Linked DNA regions of Homo sapiens: region 2 is linked to region 1. A link is an interaction called in ENCODE POLR2A ChIA-PET data of the cell type or tissue named here. Cell type or tissue: PC-9. All regions are shown on one strand. Links, peaks and the distances in the headings refer to the core of each region. The heading gives the core; the rest is flanking DNA.

Region 1 (5,912 bases), core at 954-4,953:
TCAGAAGGCTGAGGCAGGAGGATGGATCGCTTGAGCCCAAGAGTTGGAGGCTGCAGGGAGCTATGATCACCCACTGCACTTCAACTTGGGCAACAGAGCGAGACCCTGTCTCAAAAAAAAATTTTTAATAAACGTATTTATGTATTATAATTCATGTTAAGAGAGAAATGAATACCCACAGTAAACAGAGGTGGATTTCACTTGCCATAAATGGTGGGCTGGGGGAGAGGAGGGGACATGGTGGGGAGGGGATGAAAACAAAACCAGGATTACCAAGATTTTCATAAATAAAAAGACTGTCATTTTACAAACAAAACAAACAAGGGCTTTCCTAAGTGGTGAAACTATAAAGAACAGCAAAGAAATTAGCGTTATAAAAATTAGGATAGCCAGGCACAGTGGCTCACGCCTGTAAATCCCAGCACTTTGGGAGGCCGAGGTGGGCGGATCACTTGAGGTCAGAATATTGAGACCTGCCTGACCAACATGGTGAAACCCTGTCTCTACTAAAAATACAAAAATTAGCCCAGTGTAGTGGTGCACGCCTGTAGTCCCAGCTACTCGGGAGGCTGAGGCAGAAGAATCGCTTGAACCCGGGAGGCAGAGGTTACAGTGAGCTGAGACTGTGCCACTGCACTCCAGCCTGGGCGGCAGAGAGAGACTCCATCTCAAAAAAAAAAAAAAAAAAGATAGTGCTTTTCTCTGGGGATCAGGAGGCTGTCATGGGAAGAGATGGTGGGGGCCCCAGGGAACCCAGTTCTCCTTCTTTGTGTAGGATATTTTTACAGTCCTGTGTTAACCTGCACATATGAGCTTTATGCATTTTTTCCTGCATTTTATGTGTCACAATAAAACATGTTATAGAAACAAAAAGTAACCAGTGAAATACAAGTAATTTACAAAGGCACACATGAAAACAGGAGAGATGAGGCTAGGCGCAGTGGCTCACGCCTATAATCCCAACACTTTGGGAGGTCAAGGCAAGAGGATTGGTTGAGCCCAGAAATCTGAGACCAGCCTGAGCAACATAGCAACATCTTGTCTCTACAAAATATCATTTAAAAATTAGCCAGGCATGGTGGCATGCATCTGTAGTCCCAGCTACTCAGGAGGGTTGCTTAAGGCAGGAGGATTGCTTAAGCTCAGGAGTTTGAGGCTGTAGTTAGCTATGATTGCACCACTGCACTCCTGCCTGGGCAACAGAGTAAGACTCTGTTTCTTAAAATAAAAGAGGGGGTGACACTGAGCAGCAGGTCAGGGGTGACACAGCTGCTCAGGGGACAGTTTCAGGGGTTAAATATCCCAGAAACAGAGTGACCATCCAGGGGGTCCTGTGTGAGAGGCAGCTCCAGGCAGCAGCCCTCCCCCCACCCCCACGCTCCTTTCTTCTTCCCTACCCTCCCCTGAGCTCCCTGTATGGAAGCTCAAAGCTCAGAGTGGATTTCTGGAGGCCAGGATGGTGGGGTGAAAACAGCAGGAACCCACTCTTGGGGGACTATGAGCACCCCAATCACCAGGCGGGTGGGGAAAATTGAGCCCCTTTCAGTTCAGTTATGAGTCCCAGAGACATTCATGGCTATTTACTGCTAGCATCCGTTCTGATTCGTTGATGCCTGTGCCATTCAGTTGTCAAATATGTTTATGATCAGCCCCGCTAAGATGCATTAAAACACATGTGTATTAGTCCATTCTCACACTGCTATAAAGAACTACCTGAGACTGGGTAATTTATAAAGAAAAGAGGTTTAGGCCAGGCGTAGTGGCTCACGCCTGTAATCTCAGCACTTTAGGGGGCCGACGTGGGCGGATCACCTGAGCTCGGGAGTTCCAGACCAGCCTGACCAACATGGAGAAACCCTGTCTCTACTAAAAATAAAAAAAAATAAAAATAAATTAGCCAGGCGTGGTGGCGCATGCCTGTAATCCCAGCTACTCGGGAGGCTGACGCAGGAGAATCACTTGAACCCGAGAGGCGGAGGTTGCAGTGACCCCAGATTGTGCCATTGCACTCCAGCCTGGGCAACAAGAGCGAAACTCTGTCTAAAAAAAAAAAAAAAAGAAAGAAAGAAAGACAGAAAAGAGGTTTAATTGACTCACAGTTGCCCAGACTGTACAGGAAGCATGGCTGAAAGGCCTCAGGAAACTTACAATCATGGCAGAAGGCAGAGGGGAAGCAGGCACATCTTCACAATGGCAGAGCCGGAGAGAGAGCGCATGAAGGGGGAAGTGCCGCACACTTTTAAACCATCAGATCGCATGAGCACTCACTCCCTACCACGAGAACGCAAGGGGGAAATCCACGTCCACGATCCAACCACCTCCCACTAGAGCCCTCCTCCAATTTGACATGAGATTTGGGCAGGGACACAAACCCAAACCATATCAATATGTAATTACTGAAATTAAAACTGTCCACCAAAACACCATGAAATGTCACTCACATACCTCCAGTGGGGCACAGTGGGGCACGCAGTGCATTTTAGGACGTGGTAGGCATTACCTGGCCCTGCACAGGGCGACTCTAAGAACTAAACGGGCACTCCACAAGTGCTGAGCCCCACACAAAGTGTTAACGTGGTTAACACGACAGCCTTCCAGGAAGCTGGGAGCTGGGATATCCCCAGCACGGAGGACAATGCTGAAACAGACCCACAGGGCGCAGGGGCTCCCATGGGAACTCACAAGTGCTCTGCAGTTTGCCTGTCTCTCCTGCCTAAACAAGGAGCAGCTGGGGAAACTCAGGCTTGGCCAAAGCACCAACCATTCCCTCTCTCCCTCCACCACCTCCCCACCTTTTTTTTTTCCCTTCATTTTTCTCCTCTGTCTTCCAAGGAATTCAGAGTGCAGGTCTCACTATGAGTTCCCAGGCGAACCCACCTCTCCCGACTTCCTAAACTGTGAAAGGAAAATAAAACTTGGGACTCCAATTCACTCTACCCAAAGGAAAAAAATTAAGCTGAAAGCTGAGTCATGCAAGAAAACGCCTTCCCTTTTGTGCCTAAGCAGATAGGTAGAGATAAAAGGCCAGATATCTCCAATTACTCTGGTTCACCTTATCTTACTTAAAGTGCCAATTTACTGAGTGCTAGATGAATACATAATTGACGAGTCCCCCATCTACTCCTTTTCTCTTGCAACATGTGAATTCAGTAATATGACCACACCCTCCCTCGTTTCCCTCCAGCCTGCTTTTCCCCTTTAAGTACTGACACCCTCAAAATCATCTTTGTAGAAAGGCACAGACTGTTTCTGTGATTCTGTGTTCTGTTCTTCTGGGCATGTCCTTAACTTCGGCAAAATAAACTTCTCAATTGATTGAGGCCTGTCTCAAATACTTTTAGGTTTACAAAGCCCACTCCCATTTTTACTAAATGTGTGTCCACACATTTGGGAACAAAAGACACTGGGGACTCTAAAAGCAAGGAGGAGTCGGGCACGGTGGTGACTCTCGACTGTAATCCCAGCACTTTGGGAGGCCAAGGCAGGTGGATCACCTGAGGTCACTTCAAGACCAGCCTGGCCAGCGTGATGAAACCTCATCTCTACTAAAAATACAAAACTTAGCCGGGAGTGGTGGTCACGCCTGTAGTCCCAGCTACTCCGGAGGCTGAAGCACAAGAATCGCTTGAACCCAGGAGGCGGAGGTTGCAGTGGGCTGAGACCGTGCCACTGCACTCCAGCCTGGGAGACAGAGCAAGACCCTGTCTCCAAAATAAATAAAAAGCAAGGAGGGAAGGAGAGGGGCAGGGGTTGAAAAATTACCTATCGGGTCCTATGTTCGCTGTTTGGGTATTAACAGAAGCCCAAACCCATATCACACAATATATACCCACGGAACAAACCTGCCCACACACCCCCCCCGAATCTAAAATTAAGAACATTAAAATAAATCAATATGTGTCCACACACAGAGAGGCAGCCTGGAAGACTAGACGCCAACACATTCTTTTCTTCTTCATACAATGTTTGCATTTTCCGACTTCTTTTTACAACAAAGTCTGAAAATGAGAAGCGACCACGCAGCTGTGTGTGCAGGCAATAAAGCACGGTGTTGAGCAGGAAGCCCTCCTATGAGAAGAAGGAAGTCAGGGGCTGAGTCCTCATGGTGCCCTTCAATTGCTAAATGACCTTAGGCAAGTCCTTACCCTGTCTGGGCTTCAGTTTCCCCATCTGTTCTTTAACTCAAGCCCCCCTCCACCCATCTTTCCACCCTGCCGTGGGCCCTGGAAGGTTGGCCCCTGTGGACTGCATCACCCACACATCGTTGCTGGCTGGCTTCCAGGTTTCGGATGCTGGGAGGAGAGAGAGAAGTAGGGATATTTCTTCCTGCTTCCTTCCTTCTTCAGGTCTCATTCTGGGCAGTGGCTTAGTCCCTCAACCCCAGCTCTTGCTGGGTGGTTCTACTTTCTGTCTCCAGCTGTCAATGGACTTCAACAGCATAATCCCCTACCCCACCCCGGCAGGCTTCCCCTTGCTGCTGGTGCCTGGGAGCCTCTGCAGCCTTGGTTGGGGCTCTTTGCCCCGCCCACCTCTCCATAATAGTCCATGAAATCCATCTGAGTAGGATTCTGTTCTTCGCTGGAACTTCAAGCAATACAAGGAATGAGTAAAAATACTCGTATAAATACTATGGAATGAGTATAAATTTCCCAGACTATATCTTCAGGGATAAAAACCTATTACTTTCTCTATTTCTGCATATTTAATTTATCTGAGTTTTTGATTTTTTTTTTTTTTTTGGTCACTCTGTTGCCCAGGCTGAAGCGCAGTGGTGTGATCTCAGCTAACTGCAACCTCTGCCTCCCAGGTTCAAGTGATTCTCCTGTCTCAGCCTCCCGAGTAGCTGGGACTACAGGCACGAGCCACCGCTCCCAGCTAATTTTTGTATTTTTAGTAGAGACAGGGTTTCACCATGTTGGCCAGGCTGGTCTCAAACTCCTGACCTCAAGTGACCCACCCACCTTGGCCTCCCAAAGTGCTGGAATTACAGGCATGAGCCATCGCCCCGGCTTATCTGAGCTTTTAAGCTCCCATTTCCACTGAAGGTGGGAAACAGTTGCAAACATGAAGTACAGCAGCCACTTCACTCCACTGTTCTTTAGGTAAACACTCACTGAATTCAGATTTCAGACACGCATCCGGCATGCATACACACACACACACACACACACACACACTCCACCCAGAGGTGGTGCAGCTGGTGTGGGGAGGGGCTTACCTACCACTCCAGCATCTGGGGTGAGTCGCCTGGCTGGGAGGGTTCCTCGCTGACCTCGCTGGAGTCTGAGTCACCCCAGTCCCCACTGCCTCTGCAGAGGTGACTATAGGTCTGCCATGGTCCCTGATCACCCATTCCTGGGAGCCTGAGCCCCCCCAGGACAGTCATCCACCCCAGCTACGTGCACGCTCTCTCCAGGGGTGTGAGAACTCTAATCTGCTCCCTCACACTGTGCAGGATCCCAGATCCCCAGGAGGCTGTCCTGAGGCCACTGCATTCCAACACCTCCCTTTGCCACTGCTGCTCCACCAAAGTGGGCTTCTCTGTGAGTCTTCCGGGATCCCTACAACCTTAACATGGGTTTCTATCCTCTGAGGGATGGGGTGCTGGACTCATTCTTGGGGACCCAGTAACTCCTATCCCTAACCACACCTCCTCCATCTGCTCTTTTCCGAATCATCTCCTTTTGGGCAAGGGAACATTCTTCACTGTCACTCATTCTTCCCCACCCTGTGCTTCACGGTGTAAGTCACAAGCTCTGGGTCCCCATGGCTTTGTGTGTGCTGTGCCAAGCCAAGCTTAGGAAACTAAAAACACAGAAAACCTGCTGCAGCCTCCGCCTTCCGCGTACAAGCCATTCTCCTGCCTCAGCCTCCTGAGTAGCTGTGACTATAGGCGCACGCCACCATTCCAG
Region 2 (5,024 bases), core at 3-4,002, 240 kb after region 1:
AAAAATTAGTTGGGTGTGATGGCACATGCCTATAGTCCTGGCTACTTGGGAGGCTGAGATGGGAGGATTGCTTGAGCCCAGGAAGTCAAGGCTGCAGTGAGCTGTGATCATACCACTGCACTCCAACCTGGGCAATAGAACAAGACCCTGTATGTAAAACAAACAAACAAAAGAAAACTGTTGTTTCTAAGCAGCCCACACCATTCTGTTCCTACAATAGAGTTTCATTCACCATTGAGACTGTCTGCAGATTTTTAGGGAAATCATCAGGATGTGCCCTTTATGTATAAAAACACTTCTGGTTCCAACGTCAGACTGAGCTAGTATGGAACGTTTTAAAAACTTTTTTTATTTTTATCTTTTAAATGTAGTTACATAAAATAGAGACAGGGTCTCCCTGTGTTGTCCAGGCTGGTCTCAAACTCCTAAGCTCAAGGGATCCTCCTGCGTTGGCGTCCCAAAGTGCTAGGATTACAGGCATGAGCCACCGCGCCTGGCTGGGAACCTTTTCTAACACAAACACCAGAAAACCCTGCCTATTATATTACAAGAAAGGAAGCAAGCAAGCACACAGGGAAAGAAAGTAAATTCATTGCTGGCCGGGCGCGGTGGTTCATGCCTGTAATCCCAGCATTTTGGGAGGCCGAGGCGGGTGGATCACGAGGTCAAGAGCTTGAGACTATTCTGGCTAACACGGTGAAACCCTGTCTCTACTATAATTATAAAAATATTAGCCGGGCGTGGTGGCGGGCGCCTGTAGTCCCAGCTACTCAGGAGGCTGAGACAGGAGAATGGCATGAACCCGGGAGGCAGAGCTTGCAGTGAGCTGAGATTCTGCCACTGCGCTCCAGCCTGGGTGACAGAGCAAGACTCCGTTTCAAAAAAAAAAAAGTAAATTCATTGCTGAACGTGTAAGAGGAAATCCTCAGGAGTCAAAAACAAAAAGGGAACCAGAGCAATAAGATGTGGCCTGATGTCTCTCTTGTCCTGGAGGTGGTTGTTGGATACAGACAGGACCCAGCTGCTAGAGACTTGGGTTTTACTACACATGTAATGATGGGAGATGGAACCTTGGGTCCATGTGGCCCTGAGAGTTGGAACTGAAGCCCATGTATAAAGACTGGGGGGCCGGGTGTGGTGGCTCACACCTGTAATCCCAGCACTTTGAGATGCTGAGGTGGGAAGATAGCTTGAGCCCAGGAATTCGAGACCAGCCTGGGCAACAAAGTGAGACCATGTCTCTACAAAACATAAAAAGATCAGCCGGGTGTGGTGACATTCCTATGGTCCCAGCTACTTGGAAGGCTGAGGCAGGAGGATCACTTAAGCTTGTAATGAGCCATGTTCGCCCCACTGCACTCCAGCCTGGGCAACCGAGTGAGGCGCTGTCTTAAGGAGGAAAAAAAAAAAAAAAGACTGGATACTCCTCCCAGACTATATATTCATTGAAGAGAGTTCTAGAAACTGTTCAGTACAACAGTCCAGAGAAATAGAAAGGAAGCTTGTCTCTGCCTGGGATGCATAGAAGTGAGGATCAGGGCAAGTCAACCATGGAAAATCAAAACTGTAAGCCTACACTGTGAATGGATTTGGGAACCCTATTTGTAGATTAGATTTGTAGGGATTTGTGCTGCCCTCCTGGTATTGATAGCTTCAGCTAAGAAAGCAGTGCAAAAATTGGTCCTGGGCAAGTAATATCCATGCACAACTTCTCTGTAGAGACATCGTTACAACCCAAGCCAAATGGAATGCTCACAACAGAAAAACATAAAGTAGTCAAGGAAACGATCTACCATATTTAACCATCAGCGACCTAATAAACAGGAAAATTAGCACCCACAATAACTTGAGACAATAGCATAATTTATAAAGAGATTGTAAAATAAATGTGGGCTGGGTGCAGTGGCTCCTGCCTGTAATCCTAGCACTTTCGGAGGCCAAGGCAGGAGAATCACTTGAGGCCAGGAGTTCAAGACCAGACTGGACAACACAGCAAGACCTTGTCTCTCAAAAACAAGAACAAAAAACGAAAGCAAATATGTTAAAACTATTTTAAAAGGAATGGGAATTACACAAGGATTTGGAGAAACGAACCCTTGTGCGCTTTTGGTGGGAATGTAAGTGCAGCTGCTATGGAAAACAAGATGAAAGGTAGTGGTGGAAGGACCTCTTACAAAGTGCCTAGAATTAATAGTCACCTTAATAGTTTTACCATATACAGAGATAAACTGATTAAAGTGACTAGTATATGTAAAAGTAGCCACTCATTTAAAAAAACCGTGGGGGTCGGCCAGGCGTGGTGGCTCACACCTGTAATCCCAGGATTTTGGGAGGACCAGGAGGGCGGATCGTGAGGTCAGGAGTTTGAGACCAGCCTGACTAACATGGCGAAACCCCGTCTCTACCAAAAATACAAAAATCAGCTGGGTGTGGTGGCGGGCACCTGTAATCCCAGCTACTCAGGAGGCTGAGGCAGGAGAATCACTTGAACCCATGAGGCAGAGGTTACAGTGAGCTGAAATAGTGCCATTGCACTCCAGCCTGGGCAACAGAGTGAGACTCCATCTAAAAAAAAAAAGACTGTTGGGGCCAAGAACTTCAGCTTCTGGCCAGGTTGGAATAACAGGGACTAGATTTACTCTTTCTACTGAAACAACCGAGAAAAGGGAAATCATATAGCAAATGTTTCTCAAGACACTGACCACCAGGCAACAAAAGATATATTCTTCTTTCTTTTGTATTTAGAGACTGTATTAGTCCATTTTCACACTGCTATGAAGACAAACCCAAGACTGGGTAATTTATTTATTTATTTTTGTTGCCTGAGATGGACTCTTGCTCTGTCACCTAGGCTGGAGTGCAGTGGCACGATCTCAGCTCACTGCAACCTCTGCCTCCCGATTTCAAGCAATTCTCCTGCCTCAGCCTCCCGAGTAGCTGGGATTACAGGCACACACCACCATGCCTGGCTAATTTTTGTATTCTTAGTAGAGATGGAGTTTCACCATGTTGGCTAGGCTGGTCTCAAACTCTTGACCTAGTGATCCACCCGCCTTGGCCTCCCAAAGTGTTGGGATTACAGGTGTGAGCCATCGTGCCTGGCAAGACTGGGTAATTTGTAAAGGAAAGAGGCTTAATTGACTCACAGTTCAGCATGGCTGGGGAAGCCTCAGGAAACTTACAATCATAGTGGAAGGCAAAGGGGAAGGAAGCAAGGCACCTTCTTCACAAGGTGTCAGGAAGGAGAAGTGCCCAGTAAAGGGGTAAGAGCCTCTTATAAAACCATCAGATCAGGCCAGGCGCGGTGGCTCACACCTGTAATCCCAGCCCTTTGGGAGGCCGAGACAGGCGGATCACAAGGTCAGGAGCTCAAGATCATCCTGGCTAACACGGTGAAACCCCATCTCTATAAAAATACAAAAAAATTAGCTGGGCGTGGTGGCGGGCACCTGTAGTCCCAGCTACTAGGGAGGCTGAGGCAGGAGAATGGCGTGAACCCGGGAGGTGGAGCTTGCAGTGAGCCGAGATCACGCCACTGCACTCCAGCCTGGGTGACAGAGTGAGACTCTGTCTCAAAAAAAAAAAAAAAAAAAAAAATCAGATCTCATGAAAATTTACTCACTATCACAAGAACAGCATGGAGGAAACCACCCCCATGATTTAATTACCTCCCCCTCTCCCTTGACACATGGGGACTGTGGGGATAATGGGGATTACAATTTAAGATGAGATTTTGGGTGGGGGCACAGCCAAACCATATCAGAGACAGTCTCACTTTGTTACCCAGGCTAAAGTCCAGTAGCACGATCATAGCTCACTGCAGCGTTGACCTCCTGGGCTCAAGTGATCCTCACATCTCAGCCTCCCAAGCAGCTGGGACTACAGGCAATTGCCACCACACCCAGCTATTTTGTTGTTGTTGTTGGCGTTGTTTTTGAGACGGAGTCTTGCTCTGTCGCCCAAACTGGAGTGCAGTGGTGCGATCTCGGCTTACTGCAACCTCTGCCTCCCGGGTTCAAGCAATTCTCTGCCTCAGCCTCCCAAGTAGCTGGGATTACAGGTGCCCGCCACCACGCCCAGCTAATTTTTGTATTTTGAGGAGAAACTGGGTTTCACTATGTTGGTCAGGCTAGTCTTGAACTCCTGACCTTGTGATCCACCCACCTCGGCCTCCCAAAGTGCTGGGATTACAGATGTGAACCACTGCGCCTGGCCCACACCCTGCTATTTTTAAAAATTATTTTATGTTGCCTAGGCTGGTAGAATAGAAATTCTTGAAAGATGAGAAATAATCAAGGCGATCCCCATGATTGCTGGAGAAATATTAGCAGCTGGGGCAATCCAGGTGGAGCCTAGCAGGCTCACTGAATTGAGGAGATGGAGCTGGAAGTCCAGTGAGGGCAAGACAGCTAGAGTCAACAGGAAAGAGTACCAGAAAGGAAAGCGATGTAAGAGAAAATGCTGGAGAACTGCAGACAGCCCTGGCCTTGAGTATTCAGTTAAGTACTAATCAGCACATGTGTGACATAAATACCTGAGCCTGAGGAAAGAACAGGCTGAAAGGGTTAAAGACAACAATTCCTATAGCTTCCACCACCCAAGTGGAAAACCTCATAACTCACAGGCAATCAGGGAGAGTTCTGAGTGCTTGCTAGTGGGGAAACATGAAGCCTACACAAAACACCACTCTGGTCTTAGTTTAAAAGTTTAAAAAGACAAAGTTTTAAAATAAGACCCAAGAGAGAGTCAAACTAGTTTCAATTATGTTAATCACATCCCAGGTAAAAAGCTTAAGAATATTTGGAAATACAAAGATATCCAGCATCCTACAAGGTAAAAATTATGGCATCCACTTAAAAATCGCCAGGCATGCTGGGCACAGTGGCTCATGCCTGTAATCCCAGCACTTTGGGAGGGCAAGGCGGAAGGATTGCTTGAGCCGAAGAGTTTGAGACCAGCCCTGGCAATATGGCAAGACCCCGTCTCCACAAAAAAATTAAAAAATTTGGCCAGGGGTGGTGGCT

Evidence for each region. ChIA-PET counts read pairs that join two places held together with the same protein. Peaks named below come from ENCODE experiments on the same cell type or tissue, not always from the same donor. Only the 100,000 strongest peaks of a DNase experiment are listed, where the experiment ranks them.
Region 2: POLR2A ChIA-PET joins it to region 1 with 8 read pairs; 2 of 35 experiments call an interaction of 5 or more read pairs at or near these places.

Annotation. Positions count from the first base shown.
Region 1 is chr20:43,743,699-43,749,610 of GRCh38, reverse strand. The region is part of intron 1 of LOC101927200 (a long non-coding RNA gene); the gene reads right to left. Among named protein-coding and RNA genes, the nearest start is that of GTSF1L, 20 kb to the right of the region's middle. RefSeq lists an enhancer at 3,123-3,942. In PC-9, for the core only: no CTCF peak of the experiment used is centred there; a DNase peak (open chromatin) is centred at 3,080; H3K27ac peaks cover 1,356 bases.
Region 2 is chr20:43,499,504-43,504,527 of GRCh38, reverse strand. No RefSeq gene overlaps it. Among named protein-coding and RNA genes, the nearest start is that of L3MBTL1, 5.7 kb to the left of the region's middle. In PC-9, for the core only: no CTCF peak of the experiment used is centred there; no DNase peak of the experiment used is centred there; H3K27me3 peaks cover 2,394 bases.